6 separate regions of the Mus musculus genome follow, and all the other regions are linked to region 1. The links are chromatin loops, found by intact Hi-C in ENCODE. Cell type or tissue: left cerebral cortex. All regions are shown on one strand.

Region 1 (4,000 bases):
ATGCTTCTTGTTTCTTTTGTGCTCTGAGCATAAATAGCAAAGTTTTTATTTTGCCTTTTACCAGGGTAGCAATTCCCCTCAAGAGGACTCTAGCTTCATGACCTTTTTAACTCCCAAGAGCCTATCTCCAGAAAGCATCACGCTGGGGATTAGCATGTAAGTATGATGGGAGCAAAGACTTAGAGCTGACAGCCTCCTTTGCTTCATTTAAAATTTTTCTTTTTAGAATTAGGAAAGAAATGGATGCACAACTTAGCAAGAACTTGCCGCTTCAAATACGCACATATAACTTTTAATGTACACAGATGGAGTTACAGGTGCCAGAATCCCTGCTCAGGATAACTGTAGGAAGCTGTGTATACTGTTGCTGGGGTGGGGGTGGGTGGGGGGAGCTTCCCCTTTGTTATGCTAGTGGCAGGGACTTTATCCCATTTACCCAGAAGCCTCTAGGCAACTGCAAATAATGCCAAGGGACCATGCTGCCATATGGCTGTTATGCAGTCCTTTCTGAAGGTGTCACCCAAAGGGGTTCTCTGAGGACTTACAGCCACGTGCAGATTGCTTCCCCCCCTCTCGCTGCCTGCTTCTTTCCTCCCCCGCATACCACCCGCCTTCCTCTCTTCCCTCAAATGTTCTGTAGCTGTCAAGTTTCTTTTATAGAAATAAGTGAAATTATAATGAGACAAGAGATAGACGTGCCAGAGATGAATAGAAAGACTTTATGGAATTGCTGCTGTATCTGAAAGCCTTAAAGAGGAGGCAGGAGGGCGGATAATGGCTGTCACCCTGCACAGGAAGCACTCCCCTGGCACATTTGACTTTCAAAACTGCTTCTGATCCGTTCATAGGAAGTTGGTGCTGTATTAAACTGCATCGTACAGAACTACACTGTAGAGGCAGGGAAAAGTCAAGACCCTGGAATTCTCTTCTGAAAAACCTCATCTGAGAGCCAGAGCTTCTCATTTGGAAAGGCTACCTTGTGGCATCTTCCTAGAGTTTTTGGTTGAGGACCAGTGTCCTTCCCATGTCCTGTTTTTCATAGCATGGCTTGTGCTCTGTTTTATTAGGAAAGGAGAGTGTACTCGTCGTTATGTTATGAAAGTATTGCTCTTTTCACCCATCAGCTACTAGACTGAAAAAAATTGCCTTATTATGAAGTTGATAGTGAAAGTTTCAGGGAGCAGATGTTCTAATTACTCCAAACATGCCCATCGGATAAAAAGAAAGTCAGAATTTTACTTGTGAGAATACCAAGCAGGAATTTTTTTTTTAAAGTGTGTGTGCATGTGCATGCAAGTGTATGTGTGTGTGCGTGTGTGTGTGTGTGTGTGTGTGTGTGTGTGAGAGAGAGAGAGAGAGAGATGCGCTTGTACCACCACAGAGCTCATGTGGTCAGAACAAAAATATGAGGAATCTTTTTCTCTCCTTCTACCATGTGGGTCCTTGTGATTGACCATAGGAACTCATGTTTGGCAGAAAGTGCCTTTCCCCATGGAATAGACTGTCTTGCTGGCCCTGAAGGAAACATTCCCACATTTGTGTTTTTGTCTCCTTTGTCTGTGCATCTCTTCTTTGCTAAAAATAAACTCATGAACCTTAATTCTATTGTTCCGTTTTTAAAAGTAGGAGTCATAGAGTTAGGTGTTAAATGATGTTTTAAAATTAAAGAAGGGCCTGCTATGGTTGTGCACAATTTTGTTACTAGCATTTGGTTGGCAGAGACAGATGGATCTTGGAATTTGAGGCTATCCTGTACGACAGAGGGATTTCAGAGGTAGTGAGACTTACAAAATGAGACACAGCAGCCTATGGGGAGGGGGAAAAAAGAGCAAAGTGGGACCAGAGCCTGGCATGCATGATTCTCCAAAGACAGAAGGAGCTGTTTTGATATGGATCTGAAGTTTACTGAGACACACAGAGAGAAAATGAATGCAATGTGATTTAACTGTATGAGCCGGAGCCCCACTGGCCAGCCATTTTACCCTAGTGAGCCCCAGACTGTAAGTCTCAAACCCTCACCCTTGGGCAAATGGCTCAAGTGACTATTTAACATATGAAAATAGGCCTGGCTGCCAGGTTCTCCCAGCATCCCTCAGTACCTACCTGTTACAGAGTATGGCTAGCATACCTCACCCTCTACCCTAACTCTCCAGCCCAGGGGTTGGACTGCCAATCGCTCAGCTGTTCTTCCCTATATAATCCAGACATTTTGATTACCTGACCTCTTTTGGTTCCCCTCTCTCTCCTCTCTCTGTTCCTCCTCCATCGCTTTACATGGCTCACTGTTATGTCTACTCTGGACTTTCCCAGATGCCCCATATCTGGCTCTACCCTCTTTGTTATCTACAATAAACCTCGTCCACCAAACCGAGGAGATTTCATGTCCTTTTCTTTTTATTTCTTTTTCAATATTCGCAGACCAATCACAGAATCTGCCTCAAAGGAGGTCACTGGTGTCCTAAGGGTGAAATCTCATATTTACCTCTGGTCTCCATCCATACTCTGTATATCTGAACTAATATACACACGGACACAAGTATATACATCTATGAATACAAAAGTAATGGAAAGTGGCAAGTATCAAAAATTAATTTATTCACATGCTACAATGTGTATTATCTCTCCATCCCACCCAGAATGTACTTCAAGTCTCATCTATAGGTAAGACCTCATCTATGACCAACTGGTTTCATTTCTACCATGGAGTCTTTTCTATCTCAAATGCAACATGTGTATATCATGGTTTAATTGATATTTTTGGAATTAATTAATGAATCAAGATCCAGGTCTGGAGTAGATAGAGACCACGGTAGAATCAGAGACAATGACAGAGCTGGGATGCAAGACCTCCTGAACTCTGATGTCTATTATGATTGGCTTGCATTCATCCTCACAAAATACTCAGCATGGAATAGCGCTCCCACACTCTACCTGTATCTGAATGTGAGACATGATTGTGAGACACTTTGGAAATGTAAAAACCCATGTTGATTCCAAGTCTGGCTCTCAATGCCATGGATTATTTTGCAAGTACTACTGTCTGGGCAATCAGTCTACACATTCTATGTGATGTGGAGATCCCACTGAGCAAATGACTGTTTCATCATATACCAATTGATGGCAATTTGTTGTTGACCAGGTGAACACTGCATGCCTCCACTCCATGTGCATGTGATGGACGTGTACTGGGCAGTGCTAGAGATGTTCATCATCAACTTTAAGGAATTGAAGACATCCCTAAATATCTCTGAAGGGATCAAAAATTACCAAAACACCTCAAAAGGTAAGTTTTAAGGGATTTTGAGATACCGGGAATTTTGCAGGGGTTACTAAAAAAGAGAATTCTTCACATACTGCATTTAAATGGACAGACTAGGGTGGAGATGATGACTCAATGAACAAAGTGAATCTCTCCTTATCATGAGACCTGTTGTTCAGGTCCCAAACACCCACATTGAAAAAAAAAAAGGCAAAACAAAAACTGAGCCCAGCAGGAGAGGTCTGCAGTGCAAGTGTTAGGGAGGGAAGTAGGAAAGGGGGACCACTGCAGATCCCTGGCCTGCTAACTGAACCAGATTTATAAACTTAGTTTCAGTGAAAGATCCTGTCTCAAAAATTATGGTTGATCGAGATTTAAGAAGGGATCCAGCATTGACTGCCAGACTCCACAGTCTTTATGTTCATACTTAGATGTATGTACTCACCCCCAACATGTATATGTGTGCATGCACACACAAATGTGTAAATACTACTAACACAAAAATAGCACAATAGAAAGCTTACATTTACACATATTACTTAGGAGATAGCAATCTCCATTTGTAATAGTCCTGACCTTGTGTTGGTGTTTAACATTCCTTGCCCCCACACAAGGCTGAAATTATGAAACAGAAATCCTTGCCAGTTCTGACATCTCATCATACAACTTTGCCAAGTCCCTTTGACATTATGAATGATGGAATGCAGTCTCTGATGTCTGTCCAAATTTCACTGCCATTGA
Region 2 (4,000 bases), 110 kb before region 1:
CACCATAGCTACCTTTTTAGTTGTTCTAAAAGTGCTGGTTTCTCTGCTTACATGGTTAGCAGTTTACTGACTGAGCCATCTGCCTAGCTTATTATGTTTGATTTGTCTTGAATATCTTACCAGTCTTTTAGTCATGAAGCAATATTCCTCTCTAGGCAAATGTGAATAGGAAACCCCTCAATCATTTCAAAGCAGTTGATTATCTTTATTCTAAGAGTTCAATACCCTCTTCACAATAGCCCACATTCCCTTTCGCCTGTCCTAGTACTACTTGATTCTTAGCTTGCACACAAATGCCCCAGTCCCTAGTTCTCTACTGATTTTGATTGCTGACTGTCAGAATTATTTTTTTTACCTTCAGGCCAATATGAAGGGAGACATTTTGTTTGTAGTTGGATTACCTGGTCAGTGAGTACATGGGGTATGCTCCAGTGCTTTCTGAATATCAGAAAAAAATATGGAGCCTTAAAATAAAATTGCACCTCTACAACTTATTGCCTTCCCAATCCTAGAAGACTTTTCAAAAATAATTGCCAGTGTTCCCGTAACTTCATTAGCTCTTCCCTTAACACTCAGTAAGTGCGTCACCCAGAGCTACAGACACGATACAATTCAGCAATTTGAGAGGAAATTGGGGCCAACTCCTCTGCAGTATCTGAGACTTTATGTTTTGCTTTCTTACCTTTCTGCCAAGTTCTGGCATTTCCACTTTCTTTTAGACTCCTCTACACAGGGACTTTTTTTCATACTTGGACTCAGCCTTCAAAACGCTGTCTCTTGGGCTTTCAAGTACCTTCAGACTGATATCTAACTTTCCCCTCTCTCCTAACGGAGTAAACACTTTTACCTTTCCAGCCATTGGCTTGTGTCTGCCAGCACAGTAAAGCAAGAAGGAGATTTTGGTATAGAAAATTATTGTAAAACACATCTGTCTCCATGATCAGCAGTGCAGGTAACTTCTCAGCAGATGATAGATAATGGGGAGTATCCCTTTTCAGTGTAGACATATGAAAGTAGCACGTGTTTGCTCAAGCAGTGAGTTTTCAAGTATTCCTTTCTAAAAGTTATCTTTTTTCTTGGAATGCATTTTTCTGTCTTTTAAATACATGATTATGAGTTATTTTCTCATAAAACCTGGATAATAGAAGAAAACAAACATTAATGAAGCACCTGCATAAGATTTTCTTTGTTAAATATTTTCAATTTTTTCTTTTATTTTTGACATTATAATATATAATTTCTCCCTTCCCTTTTCTCCCTCCATACCCACTTATAAACCCCTGCATTTTCTCTTTCAAGTTTATGGTCTCTTTTCTCATTAGTTGCTATTATGCGCATGTATGTGTAAACATACATATTTCTAAATATGAACTGCTCAGTCTGTATAATGTTCCTGGTATGTGTGTTTTCAGGGCTGACCACTGAACAATAGCTATTTAGACATATATTGCATATATTATCATGAGTTAAGTAGCATGTGGCTATAAATACTTTAAAGCTATCTGCCACAAACTGAATATACTCTTCTTACATACGGTATATTGTGATCAGTCTTTCCTCTGTCCTAACACGCCCTGGATGTTCCCATCTCTCTACCCACCCAGTTTCATGTTCTGTCTCTTACTCCTCCAACCCCTACTCTCAGACAACCTAAAAAACAAAAACAAAAGGCACATATTCAAAGCAAACAAGCAAAACAAAACAGATAGAGCATCTCAAAATGGAGTCTGTTATGTGTGGGCCAACTGTTCCTGGGTTTGAGACCTGCTGTAGAGTGTGATTGGCGTGACAAGTGATGCTTCAATGGAGAAAATTGATTTTCTATTTCCCAGCAGGTATCAATTGCAAATAGCTTGCTAGATATGAACGGGAATTTGTTTCTATCTATCTTCCATACTGGGATTTTATCTGATTTGAGCTTGTGCAGGTCTTGTGCCTGCTGTAACAGCCTCTGTGTGGTCATATGTACATCAGCTCTACTGTCTCTGGGAAATGCTGTTAGAATAACCTCTTTTTGGTTTTTGAGATTCTAATATAATTTCATTTTCTCCTTTACTTTCTCTAAACCCTCCCACATATACCAAGTACCTCCTACATATCTCTAAATATAATCTGTGCAGTATGTATATAATAAACTCTAAAGGTTAACATTCACATGGAAATTTTAAGACAGAATTTGTATTGTAATTTTATTGCGAAGCTTTCCATTATTTAATCCTGTAGGTGTCTAGAAATAGAAATATTGGTTCCTGGAAATCATTTGTTCATAACTTTATTTAATTCCTTTTCTTTAATAAAAAACATATCTTATATAGGACTGTCTGGAAAAACTAGAGCATAAAGCAGTATGTGAATACGTAAAGTCTTCATTCAGTGTTTTACTTAGAACATTGGAGATTGGATCCAATGCTTGCAGCATGCTAAGCACAGGTTCTCCCACTGAGCTACCAGATCTAGTGCATGGAGGGGTCGATTTAGCATAACATTTATAGTCTATCATCTCACATAAAAGCTCTTAGATAAATGAAAACCAAGTTGAGAATTTACAATTAAAATTTTAAGCAGAAGACATTTTTTATAAACTTGCTAAGTAACCTTCAAAATGTTAATAATGGCAGTGATTTAAATATGGATGCTTTTTTTTTATTACTCAGAGAAGCTGAACTTTCTTTCTTCATGTCTTACTGTTCCCAGCCTTTCAAATCTGCTGAGTGACAGTTTAAACACAGAATAGTCATAACAAAAGAAATCAACCTGCTATGTGTTAAGGTTAATTTAATTTAAAGTGATATTTTCCCAAATAATTTATTTTTTATAAACTTTATCAGACAAATTTGCAATTAGAAACTGTTACAAATAACTTATTTTTATTGAAGTAAGAATCATGAATGGCAAAAATAATTAGGTTCTTACACTAAGAGGAAGTATGGAGTTTCCTCCCATACCTTGTATAGACTAATTCTCTACAGCTGTGTAACACTAGCAGGCACATTGTTACAAGCAATAAAGCTACATGCTGACACATCATTACTATGCAAAGGTCAGAGTTCCATTAGGGACCACTGCTAGTGTTCTGTGCACTTCCACAAGTATACAATTATAAGTATTTACCATGTAGAAGAATCCTGCTGTCTTCCAGTTCTCCAATGTTCTACTTATTCCACACTGCCCTACTCTCTGGAAACCACCAATCTTTTGACAGCTTGAATCTTTCCATTTCGTTTCCAAAATGCTAAGAGATTGAATCATGTAGCATGTAGGGTTTTTTTAGATGGATATACTTCACTTAATGACACATATTTAAGTTTCCTGTATATCTTTTTATAGTTCATTACGTTTTAGTAGATGGGAAAATGCCCCAGTAGCTGGTTCGAAGTCAGTGCCCATAATCCCAAACTCCAGTTGGCTCAAGCCCCAGGCCTGCTATAACATTTGACCAGCATGACAGATCAAGTTTCGATGCAAATGCCTTAGAATAATCAGTATGGACCAGCTGTCCTTCATGCTATGGAGACCAGAGTCAGGCAAGCAACCTGTATCATGCCTCCTCACTGCCTGGCCAATCCCTTCATTCTCAGGCTCAATGATCATCTCGGTGCCAGTTCAGCCCTGTGCATCCAGGCTGCAGGCCATCTCTGATTGTGTAAATATCCTTCTAGAAATAACTTCTAGACCTATGACCTATTGCTACTACCTTCCAATCGTTAGACCCTTCTCATTAGATAGGTCCACTCTTCAGACTCTCATCCCAAGCCCAATCATCTACTTAAGAGGAAACCAGACTATCTACCTCCAAATCTCCAACACCGAGTCAACTTGTGCAGCATACACAAGAGCCTTCCCCAAATCTCCTCCTCAGTAGATATTGGAATGAAAAGTTGTCTAGACAAAGACAACTTGGAGAACTTGAATAAGTCCCTTCTTCAAATTCATGAACAACAAATAACTGTAAAGATCAAGATCCCAAAAAAAGGAGAGAGCCAAATGATCCAGGTCAGCC
Region 3 (4,000 bases), 340 kb after region 1:
GAAAGTCAAAAAGTCCAAGAAGGAATGGGAGCGCTTATAATTTTGACATGTCTTCTGCTGTGTTTAGTAATGTGCTCATGTTTGTGCTGTAAAGGAAAAGATGGGAGACAGTGTTTTAGAGAGGGGAAGAGGGGACAGCAAGGAATACAAAAGATGGCACAAGATAAAAAAATATTAGTAAAGATATAGTTGCAATAAATAACGTTATAAAGTGGGGTAAGAAAGCAAAGCATACTGTAAGCAAAGCCCCAACTCTGTGTGCTCAGCTCCATGGTAAGGAATGGCATGGGAGTGCCCGGAAAGGAGCTGCAGAACACCTTCCCGGTGGTGGTGGTGGTGATGCTCACTTGAGAGGACAAGTGAGACCCAAACAGCAGACAGAATGGTCCCAGCATGCTGGCTGCCTTTTTGTGTTTGAACAGTGGCGGTCAGTCCCAGCCTTGCAGGTAATGGAACCCAGCGGGAAGAAGGGGCGGTACCCAGCGGTGCAGCCTGAACTGAGAGCAAATTTAAATTACTGAGTTTTTTTTTTTTCCCTTTTTTTTTTTTTAATTTTTCTACTCTCTGCGACAAACTGAAAAGATTCCAGCACGCTAATTTAACCACCCTGCTTCTTCTTCTCTACCTCCCCCCTCCCTTGTCTCCCTGCTTCCAGGATAATTAAAAGAGAAACCTGTAAAAGCAACATTCCCGTGAGCGAGTTGGTGCTGCAACGTGCTGGTAAGAAAATGAATTTAATTTTTAATCTTTTTTTTCTTTTTTTGGATTTTCCTTTAAAAAAAAAAGCTGAAGGCTTTGTCTCTCTAATGCTGTCATAAGCGTGGCTTCCCTGCTGTGAGGGGTTAGCCTGTAATGAAAAGGTATAATTGCCTGATGTATGACCTCCGCGCCATGCTTATAACAAGGAATAACGGCATCCCTATGCACCCTGATGATGCTTCTCTCTGCAAACTGACTATTCGATGCCCAGCTGCAGCAAGACTGAGATTGCTCCGCTCTGTCAAGGAGCTGTTTGGTTGTTTGGGGTTGGAGTTTCAGTGTCCTCTCAGAAGTCTTGACTTCCTCAAAGTTGCTGCCTGACAGGTGTTATCATGTATTCTAATAGGACCGGTCCCCATCATAACGTTTTGATGTTTACTTCTTAAACAGGAAATACAAGGATTAAACTTCTTTTGTTTATGGAACAGTATAATTATCACAGACTTCTGTAGTCCAGATAATGAAAGACTGGAGCGAGTGCTCTGTAGAGTGATTTTAATCCCTCTTTATCTGTGACTAGTTAGGGGTTCATTAGACAGTCGTGGAGGAGAGCCTCTATCGTTTGGAGACCTTAAACTTGAGATGCCAACTTGCTTCTTTGAAAGGACAATTTTTAATTCAATCCAATTAAACTCAACAAGTATTTCTCCACACTCTGACTGGAACTGCTTGGGGAGTGCCAGTACCTGTTACTCAGGGACAGGGGAGAAAATGAAACACAGTGTAAATGTCCAGAGGCAGGCTTCTCTCCCGCGTCTAGAACGGGCTTCTTACGATGTTCCTGTGTGCTGACTGTTCGCTGTAGATGAGAGTTCAAGGTTAGCTCTCCGTAGACCATAGCACATCCCTTCTTTAGGTGCATGTGCAGTTTGCTTCTGCTAATTAGTACCTGTCGTCTGTACACTTTAGATTGTAGGCTAATACTGTAGAGAAAAAAAACTGGAAATATTATCACCATTGTCATTACTATCAAACACTATGCATGTCATTTAAAAGTACATCTCAATGTAGGAAGTTTTGATCTTATGCAGATTTGAGTGTCAGAAACAGGAAGGAAGGCACATGGAAATGCTTAGACTTTCTGAGGCTGGCTTAGATCTGGGTCAAGAAACTTAGAAGTGAGGACTTTAAAACTTGCTCTTAAATACATATAAAAACATCGAGGAATATAATTTGCTATCCTCTTCTGTGCTTATAAGCTATGATAGATTTTACTTAGTTTTAAGAAGAAAATGGATTAGCAGAAATAGAATGGGAAGTTTTCAGAAGCAGTAGTTAACAGCTGTCTACCAAGGCCTCTGCTAAAGACTATGTCTCCTGTGGCTGTTTGAAGGTTGTTACCTTTGCATCTTAGAGAGAGTGGGACAGTGCGTCCACTGTTCTCTGAAGCCATTCTGTCTAATTGTGTCATCTCTACATTTAACAGCGCTGAACTTTGCCGCCCTTGGGTCTTCACCAATGCCCCCAGAACCACTTGAAATGTCTAAAAGACTTCAGAACATTAGGAAATGTCAACTGCTAAAATAATGTCTGCCTCTTTACAACGGGAGAAAACGCTGTGGATTTAATAGTTCATTTTTTAAAAATCTGCTCCACACCAGTAACTGTCTGTTAGCAATGTTTCAGTAAGAATTGGAATAATGTGTTGCCCAGTAACAAGTAACCAACTCCATAGTGACTGCATAGAATCAGTGATCTGTGTTCCTTAATTATGAAAAAGGTAAATTCTCCTTAAATGTTCAAATGTTCAAAGTCAGGGTCTTCTTTTTCACAAACTTCTAATTGAATGAACAAATGAAAATGAAGATCAGTAGAGCTCTCCAGAATTTTATTTCTGGCACAAAATAAGAATAGGATTAGATAAGCTGAGCCTCTCCCCTTAACAAGATTTGGAGCACGCAAAGGTCTTCTGTGTGAAAGCTGCCTTCCTCTCTTACTGAACACCATGTAAAACCAGGGCTTTCACTGTGCGACTTTGTCCCTGAACTAGTAACCAACTGATGATTCTGTAGACTTTGGCAACTGAAGGATGCCTCCCTCATTAATAAAACATTGAACAACACTGAAGTCACATTTGCCCTACCCACTTTTCCAGCACATAAGGAACCATCAGTGGCCCCAATTTCCGATCCCTAAACATAGCTGTTAGAGGGTCTTTTATGCTCTCCCTGCTGAAGGGCTGTGACATGACAGTTTCCGAGTTGAAGCTCTTACACAGTATCCCTGCATGTATCATTAGCCCTTGCGGCATGTGGGAATACTTTACACCTTATAATTGCACAGGTGTTGAAGTAGAAAATATCGGATGAAGAGAATGCACATTGTGACTTTTCACACCAACATACAGACGAAATTATCAACATGCCAGAGTGAAAATATAAAGCCCGTACGAAAGCCATAAGAATTATGTCTTACAGATAGGATGAGATGTTTGCAGGATTTATTGTTAAGGATGGACATAGTATCAACCAAACAAGCAGTATGTTCAAATCTGGGAGGCAGGACGGGGGTCAAAAAATTAAAAAGCTGCACCTTGATTGTCAAAATAATTCTGATGTATTGTAAGTTTACCTAGGAAACTAGTAAAGATAATTCAATTGATTAGCCTCGATTAACTTAGTATTGTGTCAAGTGATAAGGAAATTAGGGTTCTCACCTCACTTCCCATATTTGCTTGGGTTATTTTTCTATGTGCATGTATTTCCATTCTCTCTCTCTCTCTTTCGTATGTATATTTGTATTTAAATTGTCAATACAGGTTGACTTCAAACCTGTGTTTACTGGGTATAAAAGAGAAACAAGAAAAGAGATAAGAGACATAGATAAAAATGTAAGGAAACGTGAAACCTCATCTCTACTCCTCCCATTGGTTTTATTGTTTAATTTCCTGAGTCTGTCTCCTCAACTTTAAAAAGAGAGAAGGAATTATTCCATTCAAATAGTGTAGTTGGTTTACTTTATCCATGATGCAAATGAGTAACTCCTGTGAAAAGAAAAAAGCAGGTATGGTAGATTTTTTGTGTCAATGGTCCAAATAAGGAGAGCTGTGAGTGAGTCAATTATAGATCCTGATAGTCACTTCTGCACTGCATTGGTGCAGGCTGGCACCTATCTCTTGGTTTAGATCCTTCCATGCTGACACTGGAATATCCCACAGGATATTCTGGGGAAATATCACAACAAAAGACTGAGTGTCAAGACACAAGCAGTCCTGAACACTGCTGGAACGGCTCTTGCATAG
Region 4 (4,000 bases), 110 kb after region 1:
TATATGAATCTTCCTCATCACTACATGAATTATCCAATAAATGGGAAGATAACTTTGTATCCCTGTTTCTAACGAGTCCAGACTTTATATATGGAAATAGATCAAGTATTGGATGAAGTGTGTTTTGCTTTATATTTTATTTTTTTCCTTTGCATTGACTCCTTGTGCCTTTCATGTCATATATGCCAATATGTCTCACCTCTGTCTCTCCATATCTGCTCTCAACTCTTGCAACCTCCTCCCCAAAAAACAAAAGAAAAAAAGTTTAAAAATAAATAAATAAAAACTAGAAAAAGCTTTTTATATGAATGGCTGGAGGGGGAAAAATCTACTTAGTTAAGTGCTTGCTGTGAAAATAAAAGGCCCTGACTGACTTTGATTCTCAGAAGTCCCATACAAAGAGTTGGATAGAGACTGCTGGCCAGAGAGGCAAGCCTTCCTCAGGAGGCTCCAGACCATGTTAAAAAATGAGAATGCTCATGTTAATAAATAAATTGGGCAGGGAGATGGCTTGGTATGTAAGGCACATGCCACACCAATGTGAAGAGCTAAGCTTAAGCCCTCAGAAACCAGGGAGCATCTGAGTGTGATGGTGGACATCTGTGATCTCTGTGCTCCCACAGGAAGATGGGACGTGAAGACAGAATCTCTAGAGGTTTGTGAATCACTGACACTGTTGTACACGGTGGTGGACAAAAGCTTCCTCTTGAACAAGACAGAAGGGGACGACCAACACTCAAAGTTGTCCTCCCTCTGAAGTGTGCCATGACAATCTCATGTCTGTGTTCTTATACATAGATGTGCATGCATGCATACACACATAACTACCCGGGACATCTGCATGACCACTATATTGGAAGATTCCATTGGACTGTGGTAGGGTCATCAGTTGGTACAGGACTTAAGGCAATGATTTCTCTACTCCATGAAGGTGTTGCTAGCTAATAGTATAGTCATGAAGTGTAGGATCCCCTGAGTCCTTGCCTTATCCATGCCTGAATACTTATGGGCCGTGTAAATGTATATGTATATAATTTTAAATTAAAAAGTTCATAATAGGCCTTAGGAAAGACAATCAAGGTTGACTACATTGGCATGCATACTCATATGGCTATGAACTTAAACATATAAATGTATACAATGTGCATGCACATGTAAAAGGTGAATCCAAAACAATAATAATTGGCAAAAAGATAACTTTGTTCCAGAAGAGTCTAACTAAAAGGAAAAGAACTGTGATTTATATTAATTATTTGATAGGGTTGGCCTATTATAAACTGTCATCTATATCTTCAGTATCTCCTCCAGTGTTTCAACTTGTTTATAGATCTTGAATGGCATCCATTTATATTTGTGAAACTGACTCACTGTTTGAGGCAGGGAACTCTTTCACACCAGTGAAATGGTGACTTTCTCACAGTCCTATTGATCATTGAGATGCAGTAACTGACAGAACCCAGTGATTTACTCCCCACCCAGCAGGAACCCAGCATATCATCTGTGCAAGCACCTGATCTCTACTTGAGAAGCCTAAGACATCCAAGAGCGGGGGAAGACAGATGTCCAAGGGACAAGCAGTCAGGTAGACAACAATCAATTCCATGAATTGTCAGTTTTTGCCTCTATCCCGGGTCCTGTCACATTCTCCAGTACTATTTAGAGCGGTCATTTCAGCCTTTGTCTATTTGATCACCTGTCTCCTTTGTCAGACCCAGTGAGCCATTTGGCAGCCATGGCTGTGGCCATCTGTGCTGTTAGAACGAGGCGCTTTTCCCAGTGCTTACCCAGCTTTCTCATCCAGAGATTCTTGGCTTGAAGGAGTCAGGTGCTTCCGATTTCTGGGCTTCTTGCCACTGTCTGGGAGGGTTTCACATCGTGGGCCAGCTTTTGCAGTAGAAGGATCTAGAGGGGACTGTGCTTCTTTTTCATTCCCAGAGTACTGACATTTAGTTGGCCGTCCCTACTGGCTTGCTCTATTGACCTTTCTGCTTTAAGTGGTTTACTTTATTACTGAACGTCCAGTCTGCCTAAGCACACAGGAATAGGCATAATCTCAGCAACAGCAAATGATGAATCCACTACTCAGTTTTCTTGAGAAATGTAAATTCATACTAAGTCAACGTAAGGTCATTACAAGGGAATTTTCAAGTTTTAAAATATTATAAACAAGTCTCCAGAGCTGCAGGAATAACCTCACTTAAATATTTACCTTTAGAATATTTTTAAATCACCAGTGCTTAGAGAAACAAAGCTACTTGCTTTTGTACCAAATCAAGAGAAACCTGTTTTGTAACATATACCATCTGTGGAAGATGATCCTCCTACAACTCTGGGATGCCATGATTTTAACAGCCTTTTAGCTTGGTTAATTTTTGTCTTTAAAAATATTGGTTAAGTTCTGTATAACTACTAATTCAATATGGATATTTAAAATTTAAAAAAAAAGAAATATGGTGGTGTGGTTACTGTGTGGAGCACAGTCCTATCATTTAGGTCAAAGTGGGATGCTGATATACCCTGTCTCAGGAAAGATATTAACAATTTACTGAAACTGCTTTTCCTGCTCTTTGATTCTGCTTAAGTACAGAGAAAAATATGTTCTTTCCCTTCTAGATTATTGCAATATCATAAAAACACAAGTAATTAATGGCCATAAAGATCTCAGAAACATCATGACATCATAAAAAAGTGGAAAGGAAGTGTATTAGATTGCAATAAATTCCCATTCATCTAGGCACTTTTAATTTAAAACTAGATGCAACTGGGAGAAACACTTCAGATGCTTACAGATGCACCACGGTGTGAAAGAGAAATTTACTAGCAAGTTGAGAGGGTAAACACATTTTTAAAAAAATACACATGATTACAATCTCTTGAGTAAGTACTTAAAAGTAAAATATGAGTCTAAACTCACCAGATTCGCTGTTATCACAACAAAGATATCCTGTTAGTTGTAGACAGTGATTAGACATTTTTAAATACCTTCTTATTTCATCTTGGGAATATGACTATAATATGACACTAAAAGTATATATTCTTTTTTCTTTGAAATGTATGGAAATTGCTCATTCACATTTTTAAGAAGAATAGCTACTATAAATATGCAGTGGGTATATTTGTAAAACAATATCCCATAATGGATTGAAAAGAATCATTTAATTTTGACTTGTATTTGAGAATACCATAAGCTATAAATTTTCATGTAATTCGAATACCAAGGATAGAAAAAAACATTTTGGGGGAATCAGCTAAAAAACATAGAAGTGAACAATATACTTATAAACTGTTAAATAGTTTCTCACTGTTGAAAAATAGATTGCAAAAATATGCAAGCAGAGATAGCTCTGAACAATACAGAGTGAAACATGGCCCTTTCTAAGGTCCCTTGATATGGAGTTTAAAATATAAGAATATAATGAGAACACCCACCTATATTTAAGCATGTGACATATGGAGAGGCTTCAGATGGACCCAGAGATAAAAATTAAAAATAAAAATATGCTCCCAAACAAGGAATGGATTTAGGGATTAGAGTCACATGGGAGATGGTAAGGACATGTGGCTTTCCCTTTGCTTCAGGAAGTTGGATCCTATATCAAAGTAGCCCTTATTATGATTCTATCAAAATAGTTTCATTTGAATTTCATGTTTTCTGACATATAGAAACATAAATGAGAACTTTTCTAGGTAGTTAGATAGGGCTAAAAATATATGACTGTTCTACCTAAGATTATGGCTTAAACCTAGAAGCATATGGAATTAGACAAGAAGAAATTAGAACCAAAAGGAAAGAGTGATATGAATGAAACTTTTAAAAAGCAGCTTCAGTCAAGGGTCCAAAAGAAATCCTAGAGATAAATTAAAAGTACAGAAAGAAAAACAAAGAATGGACTCTGGGTTTCAGTTTGTTTGTTTTGTTTTTGAGTTTACATGTATGTGCTTTTTTTCTTAGTTTAGTTTTTGTTTTGTTTTGTTTTTAAGAGAAAAAACATCGGGTAGG
Region 5 (4,000 bases), 290 kb before region 1:
AATATTTTAGCTTCTCTGTGACTTCAGCACCTGTATAATAGAACAAGCTCCCAGAGATATTTATTTATGAAAAATATCAAGCAAACTCCCAATAAAATTAACTTCCATTGTGTTTATTTCTGAACTTGTTCTAATGGGAAACAGGCATTTTCAGTTGATTCTTTGTAAAATGAAATGCCAAATATCATCACGAGGAATGATTTATGGAATTTGCGCACCTCACAATGGTGACTATAGGCTTAAGACAGTTAAAAGGAGGAAATAGGGTCTGGAGATATGGTTAAATTGCTAAGAGGACTTCTTGCCCTTCGAGAGGTTCCATGTTCACTTTCTAGCAACTATGTTAGTGGCTTACAAACACAAATTCAGGCATCCAATGTCCTCTTCTGGCCTCTGCAAACTGCATACATAAAGCATAAATTCACATAGATTCATACACATAAACACACATACACACATCTGAATTTTCTATATATTTTAAATTTTAAATATATAATATAAATATATATAACATATTTTAAAATTATATATATAATCAGATGTAGAAGTTGTTGCAAGCATAGAGGTACATAGCTATAATCCTACACTCAGGAGGAAGACAGGAAGATGACAAGTTGGGTGCTTGTCTGGGCTACAGAATAAGACCCTGTTTCCTCAAACACCAAGGACTGAGGAGGAAGCTCATTCAACATATACTGAAAGCTCTAGATTTAGGCCCCAGTAACACACATAGAAAGTCTGATATGGTGGTGTCTTAGTTAGGATTTCATTACTGTGAACAGACACCATGACCCAGGCAGCTCTTACAAAGGCAAACATTTAATTGTGGCTGGCTTAACAGTGTCAGAGAGTCATTCCATTATCACCACGGCAGAAAGCATGGCAGCACACAGGTAGTCATGGTGTCTGTTCACAGTAGATATAAAGTGCACAGCAATGGTCTTTTTTTGTCACTTTTTGTGTCTGTGTGTACCTATGAGCATGTATGTGTATGTTCACATAGGATGGGTACACACATATGAAGGCTCAAAGATTGATTTGGGTGTATTCTGTATTCTTGAGATTATCTTTTTTGAAACATGGTCTCAGTGGCCTGGAACTTTCTGAGTAGGTTAGATGAGTTGAATACCAAGTACCAGGGATCTATGTGTCTCTGCCTCCCCAGTACTAGATTTCAAATGCACTGCATTACACATGTGAGTTCTCACATAACTCAGTCCTCCTGCTTGTTGGCTCAGAAGTTTATTATGTTATTTCCTAACCCTTTTATCTGTTACATTATGGACTTTTTCTATACTGGTAAGCTGCCCAGTTCCTTGTCAGCACACACTCCAAGTGCTAAGATGCAGACAGTGCTACAACATGGTTAATTAAAGGCATTTTTTTCAGTTTCAGATAAAATTGCAATTGCTAGGCAGCCAGTGGTAAGCCATGTATAACTTTGTCATGTACCCATGTCAGTAAAACCTGAGCATCTTGATTAATGACTGTAGGGTCACTGCTGTACAGTGTCAAAATTCTTTGAATTCTTCTCTAAATTCAAAACCTATCCCTGCTGACTGTTAGGAGCAGAAACCGGGGATTATGCTAATTTGGATTATTAATTAGCTGTTCTATTTCCCCAGAATGCAAGGGATGACATCTATACCAACACGCCTGTCTATCCCTCCAATAGCAAGAAGAGACAGAAGAAAAGCTGCTTCCAATGCTAAAGTTAGGATACTGCAAAGGGCTCTGGAAAACAGGGCTAGGTCGTGGGAATTTCTTAGCGCATCCATGATTGTTCAGAACACTGATGATGGGGGTTCTGTATGCAGATGAAGTCTCGGAGGCGTGGCCAGTATTCAGCATTCTACCTCTAACAGTGCTGCCTTCTTTTCACTGCTTAGTTAGAAGTATCCACAATATTTATAACATCCTTCCTCCTGTCTGGGGATTTTATTATAAGACAACAGGGACTGGAAAAACTATGGTCATGTAAAAACAGTTAACACAAGACCTTTTCATTCATGTAGTTTTTCATGTGTTCTGTATATGCATGTGTGTGTGTGCATGTGTGTATGTGCATGTGTGTGTGTGTGTGTGTGTACTCATATTTGCTCACGTGTGCACATACCTGTGGAGGCTGACGTTAATACTAGGCATCTTCTTGGATCGTGCTCCACTTTATACTCAGGCACAATCTCATCCGGAACCCGGTTGCCTAGGTAACCAGACATCTTCTGTCTTTGCTTCTTCAGTGAAATTATAGGTAGCCACCACAACTACATAGCTGTTAAGTGGGTTCTAGAGTTCCGAAGCTCAGTCTTCCTGCATGGCGAAACCTCTATCCACCGTGTCGTCTCCATAATCCTCATGACCAAGTTTACAACCTGCCTCAGTATTTAAGAGTGTGGGAGCACCTGGAACTTTGACGACCACAGTTCTATGATGCTATAATTCATGAGCTTTGGCCCTATATAATTTTCATTATCTTTGCCTCGGCATAGGAAGATTTTTGTAAACAGAAGCTTTACTCATTCAAATAATGCCAATTTCCCCAAAGTTGTCTCTGTATTTCAGAGTGTCTCATAAGTTTGGCAGACTGTACTGTTATACTGAGGCCATTGCTATAGTAGCATTGTTCTGTTTTATGTGTTCGATCCTATTTTCAGATTTTATTTTTATTTCAAAGTTCACCACCAAATGAATGCTCAGAAGACATTGATATCAGGTACTTTAAACATGAAAACACTAACAGGCTATTACGTAGCACATTAATACCACAGATTTCGCACAAAATTTCTGGTGAAAATAAAAATGTCATCATTTTTTGACAACATATGTTACTAACCTCAGTATTTCTATTTACCAATCAATGCAGCTTGAACTTGTCATTGCAATCTGAAACCAACCTGAAAGTTAGGAAAAATCTTACTTTTCCACAATGGTAATCACACTGAAAAGGTGTCCATAATGATAATAATTTGCATAATTTACATCATATTGTAATACATTTTTATAATTCAAAATGTTCATATTTAATGCTGATAATATACCCTATCCTAAGGTCATAGGGAATTTTTACTAATTCTCTAAGTAGAAAATATGCATAATTTATTTAACCATTTTCCTAAAATGTTAAGAATTTTGAAATCCAGCAACAATGGCTCCAAATCCTGATTATGCTGCTCAGGTTGGTAATAGTACCTGAGCTAACACAGACTCAGTCTCTTATAACTTCACTGTCACCATGTGTCATATGAGACATGTGTTAATATGATTAAAGGGAATGGTGGGAATGGAAAGAAACCTAAAACTCTAATGCTGTCCTTGGCCCACAAATCTATTCTCTTCCTTGAGTCTCACTTCTAACTCATGCACACCTGTCTTCCTTTAGTGACATTATCCAAGCTTGGCAAACAAGATTCTGCTTCCCCATTTTTAGGGGGTGGTCCTTTTTTTATATTGAGCCCACTATAGGTACTTCATTCAGTCTGTTATTTAAGCACATTTATTCTACTGATGTGTACTGACACCATTTAGAACTGGACAAAATGCTTTCGCCTCTGGCCATGATCTCTGAAGCCTCCTAGACTTCTTACCATTCTTCTTTCAGCAATTTATGTCTGAATTACTTAGGGTTTTACTGAACAGACACTATGACCAAGGCAACTCTTAAAACGACAACATTTAATTGGGCCGGCTTACAGGTTCAGAGATTCAGTCTATTATCATCAAGGCAGGAACATGGCAGCATCCAGGCAGGTATGGGACAGGAGAAGGTGAGAGTTCTACATCTACATTTTTTTTATTAGATATTTTCTTTATTTACATTTCAAATGCTATCCTGAAAGTTCCTTATACCCTCCTCCCGCCCTGCTCCCCTACCCACTCCCACTTCTTGGCCCTGGAGTTCCCCTGTACTGGGGCATATAAAGTTTGCAAGGCCAAGGGGCCTCTCTTCCCAATGATGGCCGACTAGGCCATCTTCTGCTACATATGTAGCTAAAGACAAAAG
Region 6 (4,000 bases), 480 kb after region 1:
TACATTCAATAATCAATCAATAATCAATGAATTTCCAGCTCTCCTAGTCTCTCCTCAACTTAATGAGTACTTCTTGGGTAAGCCCATCTAGCTTCACACTAGGACTAAGTAAATGGTGTGACTATTTTTAAAAGATTATTCTCTCTCTCTCTCTCTCTCTCTCTCTCTCTCTCTCTCTCTGTGTGTGTGTGTGTGTGTGTGTGTGTGTGTGTGTGTGTGTGTGTGTGTGTATGTGTGTGTGTGATATCTGTATGGAGACCATGTCTTCTGAAACTGGAGTTACAAGAGATTGTGAGTTGCCCAGCAGGGACAATGGGACTAGAACTCTGGTCCTTTGGAAGAACAGAAAGTTCTCTTAACCACTGAGCCATCTCTATAGCCCCAGGGTAAGATTTAAGGAAAGTCCCAGAGCTTCTACCTTGTCACAGGTCTCCCTCGCTTGTCCCTAATTCCTTGAAAAAAGAGCAAAGAGTCTTAACAAGAACAAAATCTAACTAGAAAAACCTATCATTAAAATCCCTTGAGATTTTTTTGGAAAATATAGCAGAGGTAGCCAAGTGACCCCTTAAATCAACACACTTAATGTTCTAAATGTTAACTCATCTGGAAATGAGGATTGCATGAAATGTGACCTATGACGACAGGGGTACTGGTCTAAACCAGCCAGGATGCACAGCATTCTTCTTACAGATGTACTCTCTGTAAGGGACTGAGTTCTTCCCTTCTGGTTGATAAACCATTCTTGTAGCATTCCTCTGCCATCTTCCTGTCAGGGCAGCCTCACTAATCTACTATAGGTACTTACTTTTCAGGTCACAGAGCTAAGTCCAGAGAAGAAAATTACAATCTAAATATCACATAGACTCTGTTAGTCACAATCAAATCTAGAACCCGGTAATTTTCTTTACAATTCAGTGAATACTGTGCTTTGCTGACATCTGCTCTGTCCTTTTCAATTTGTGCCTTGAGTGTCAAACCAGGATGCTATAAAATAGCATCTATCACCAAAATAGGGTAGAAGGCTAGAATGAAAAAAGGATTGATGCAGAGTACCCATTTCCATACCCACGGAAAACAGCTAAGGACTGTTTCCTTCATCAAGAATAAAGATCCCATCCAGGTGTGGTGGCGCAAGCCTTTAATCCCAGCACTCAGGAGGCAGAGGCAGGTGGATTTCTGAGTTCGAGGCCAGCCTGGTCTACAAAGTGAATTCCAGGACAGCCAGGGCTATACAGAGAAACCCTGTCTCTAAAAAAAACCAAAAAACAAACAAACAAAAAAAAGAATAAAGATGCCGTGTATCATTGTCCACACACTCCCCTTTCCAGATATGGTATGAACTAGAAGTGTGGGGCTGAGATAGACAAGGCAAACTTTTCTGGGACCAGCTTGAACCATTTTAATGGAATAAATAGATGTGTCTTGCAGAGTAGCAGAAAACTGGCTTTCAGTCTCTTGTAAGGAACAGATGGGAGGTAGGAGTTGAGAACACTATTCTGAGACTGTAGCCATCATATCTGATTCTTTGGTTTTAGCCAAATCACCCAACTGGCTTGTGACTCAGTTGTTCCCATCTGTCAGTGTGTGAAAATAATGGCTTCACCATCTTCTGCACCTCCTAGACTCAAAGGTGGGCTTTGAGAAGCAATAAATGAATCCCTTAAGATATTCTGTATTGATTCAAAACCACTCAGGATACCAAAGATGCATTAATCACTATGGTTAAAGGAAAATTAGCTTTAACCTTTGGGATCAGTGAGTATCCAGGGCCCCTTCTAAATGTAAATATTATTTTCAAAAGGACAATTGATCTGGAACCCATTCCTATGGATCAATGTATTTTGCTGTGCATTGTATCAATTAAGATAACTAGTTCAGCCTGAACCACCCTTTGACAATTTGATCAAAACTACAAAAGGAAATAACACAATGAGCCTTGTTATTCTCCAGTTAGTTAAACAAGAGCTATCAATACAAATATGCTACTAGCTTGATAGAGTGTGTACAATGTGCAGCATCTCTCGTTAGACCTGTATCTATAAGCATCCCTCATTAGTCCTGAATCTATAAGCTGTGTGTGCTTTCAAAGCTGAAAATGTTCTTCCTACAGAAGCACAGATCTTCACGTCCTCTACTCCTTAACATTTCTTTAAAATAATGCCAACTTCCCTCCTCCTCAAGTTTTCATTCTAAAATGTAAAATACATGTGAACATCACTTCATTCTGTGAGTGGCTTTGGAAAGTTTATATAAATTACAATTTGACGGTGGTATTCTGTTTTAGAAGTCACACTTTTTGATGGTTCATTTAAAATGATAATGCCTTCAAGTTGTTTTTGCTAATGCAAAAGAACTTTTGTTTAAAAAAATCTTAAATTTATCTTTAGACAGGCTTCTTGTTGGAAATTTGAAGAAAGTCATTTTTGTTTGATGCAATTCTACTTAATTTACAGAAAACTATTCTTTCATGCTAATGAAAGCTCTTTCTGTAGGATGTGAAAGATCCAATAATAGATTCTTAAAGGTCATTAAAAATAGTCACACTTGTAATATGGAAGGCATAAAGTAAACGTGTTAGTGGCTCTGCCTCAGACCATGTTTTGTGGTTAAGAGGGCAGTTGAGAAACGAGAGTTGGGTAGTGATGACTGAGTCTGAAATAGACATTTTCACAAATCAGCGTTCTACGATGTCTGGAAGTCAGATGACCAAAAGGGACCTTAAGACATAATTGCTTTTCCTTTCCTTTCTAGCCAAGTAGAGACAGAGCAGTCAGGTTGGAATAGGGTCTTCAGACATGCTTCCATGATCTAGCTATGGTGTGAGTTGAAAAGAGGAAAGTTGGAGACATCACCTCTAGTGGGCCAGCTCAGGTTTGTTACTTATTCTTTTTGTTCTCTGAGATCCTCTAGAAATGAGAGGCTAACTGTGATGGCATGCAGAGACATTGCCAGACTCATAAAAGCAACCACAACTCTGCATCTCATTTTGACACAACAACACTGATTAGAGCATCCGTCAGCAGATGTCTAGCAGAACTGACCTCAAGTTGCACATATCAAGAGAACACACCCAAACCAGCGTTTCCTACCCTTACTTCCTCCACTAAAGTTACTTCGAGGAGACTGCATACCGCTGCCTCATCCCATTCAGGTTCCTCACTTATAAGTTATGAGATGGCATCTCAGATTAATTTATCTCGACATTAAGCTACAGAAGTGGCACCATGTTGCTTCAGTGATGTCTTTCTGACCCCAAAGTCACACGAAAGTACAGTTGTAATACGCCCTAACAAAACATAACTAAGACCATTTTGATTTACCACTAGCATTCCTAAAACTCCAGCTTGATTGAAAAGCTCATTCCCTGCAAGTCAATGTCATCTCTGCCCTTGTCTAACTCGATTTCTTGGTTTAGTTATAGATTAATAAGTGAGTCCAAAGACACATGAGACCTGCTAATTATATCTACACACTCAGTCTCTTTCTCTCTCTCTCCCTCTCTCTCTCTCTCTCATACACACACACACACCACTAGATGGATAGATAGATAGATAGATAGATAGATAGATAGATAGATAGATAGATAGATAGATAGATAGATAAATAGATAGATAGAGATAGAGATATATATGATATAGATATATGAAATATGTTTTTCACCTTTCTGTTGTATAATTAACTTAGGAAATCTGTTTGTCGATGGCAAACTGGACAATCCATCATGAGTAGGGAGAGAGGGGGCATGGGATTCTTTATTCAATTTGACATTAGTAAAATTACACATGACTCCAAGAACATCTAGTCTCTTGATCTAATATGTAGTCAATATTATGGGAAAGAAGACAGGACAAGTGAACCCAAAGGTAAAGACACATGCTACCATGCTGCCAAGTGTCTTCGTGACTTAATTCAGTCCTTGGACTCACATGACAGGAAGACAGAAATGATGCTTGCAAATTGATCTTTTACTCTTATACATGAGCTGAAACACATGCCTTTA

What was found. Hi-C counts contacts between places; a loop is a spot of excess contacts. Peaks named below come from ENCODE experiments on the same cell type or tissue, not always from the same donor. Only the 100,000 strongest peaks of a DNase experiment are listed, where the experiment ranks them.
Region 2: a loop joins it to region 1, with 13 times the contacts of the local background. A loop is called at or near these places in 2 of 42 quality-filtered maps.
Region 3: a loop joins it to region 1, with 4 times the contacts of the local background. A loop is called at or near these places in 3 of 42 quality-filtered maps.
Region 4: it touches region 1 in a loop (2.7-fold over the local background); 2 of 42 quality-filtered maps call a loop at or near these places.
Region 5: it touches region 1 in a loop (4-fold over the local background); 5 of 42 quality-filtered maps call a loop at or near these places.
Region 6: a loop joins it to region 1, with 4 times the contacts of the local background. A loop is called at or near these places in 2 of 42 quality-filtered maps.

What each region holds. Positions count from the first base shown.
Region 1 is chr2:7,731,101-7,735,100 of GRCm38, reverse strand. No RefSeq gene overlaps it. Among named protein-coding and RNA genes, the nearest start is that of Gm30904, 610 kb to the left of the region's middle. In left cerebral cortex, no CTCF peak of the experiment used is centred here; DNase peaks (open chromatin) are centred at 592 and 1,705; H3K27ac peaks cover 3,289 bases.
Region 2 is chr2:7,843,715-7,847,714 of GRCm38, reverse strand. No RefSeq gene overlaps it. Among named protein-coding and RNA genes, the nearest start is that of Gm30904, 500 kb to the left of the region's middle. In left cerebral cortex, no CTCF peak of the experiment used is centred here; DNase peaks (open chromatin) are centred at 52, 645, 1,925 and 2,440; H3K27ac peaks cover 2,425 bases.
Region 3 is chr2:7,392,578-7,396,577 of GRCm38, reverse strand. It overlaps a transcript of Celf2 not described here. Among named protein-coding and RNA genes, the nearest start is that of 5031426D15Rik, 470 kb to the right of the region's middle. In left cerebral cortex, no CTCF peak of the experiment used is centred here; DNase peaks (open chromatin) are centred at 1,445, 2,173, 2,800, 3,880 and 1 more place; H3K4me3 peaks cover 4,000 bases; H3K27ac peaks cover 4,000 bases.
Region 4 is chr2:7,617,959-7,621,958 of GRCm38, reverse strand. No RefSeq gene overlaps it. Among named protein-coding and RNA genes, the nearest start is that of 5031426D15Rik, 690 kb to the right of the region's middle. In left cerebral cortex, no CTCF peak of the experiment used is centred here; DNase peaks (open chromatin) are centred at 1,798, 2,289 and 3,469; H3K27ac peaks cover 2,690 bases.
Region 5 is chr2:8,025,071-8,029,070 of GRCm38, reverse strand. No RefSeq gene overlaps it. Among named protein-coding and RNA genes, the nearest start is that of Gm30904, 320 kb to the left of the region's middle. In left cerebral cortex, no CTCF peak of the experiment used is centred here; DNase peaks (open chromatin) are centred at 1,144, 1,293, 1,702 and 2,237; H3K27ac peaks cover 3,593 bases.
Region 6 is chr2:7,253,706-7,257,705 of GRCm38, reverse strand. It overlaps a transcript of Celf2 not described here. Among named protein-coding and RNA genes, the nearest start is that of 5031426D15Rik, 330 kb to the right of the region's middle. In left cerebral cortex, no CTCF peak of the experiment used is centred here; DNase peaks (open chromatin) are centred at 1,492 and 2,095; H3K27ac peaks cover 3,391 bases.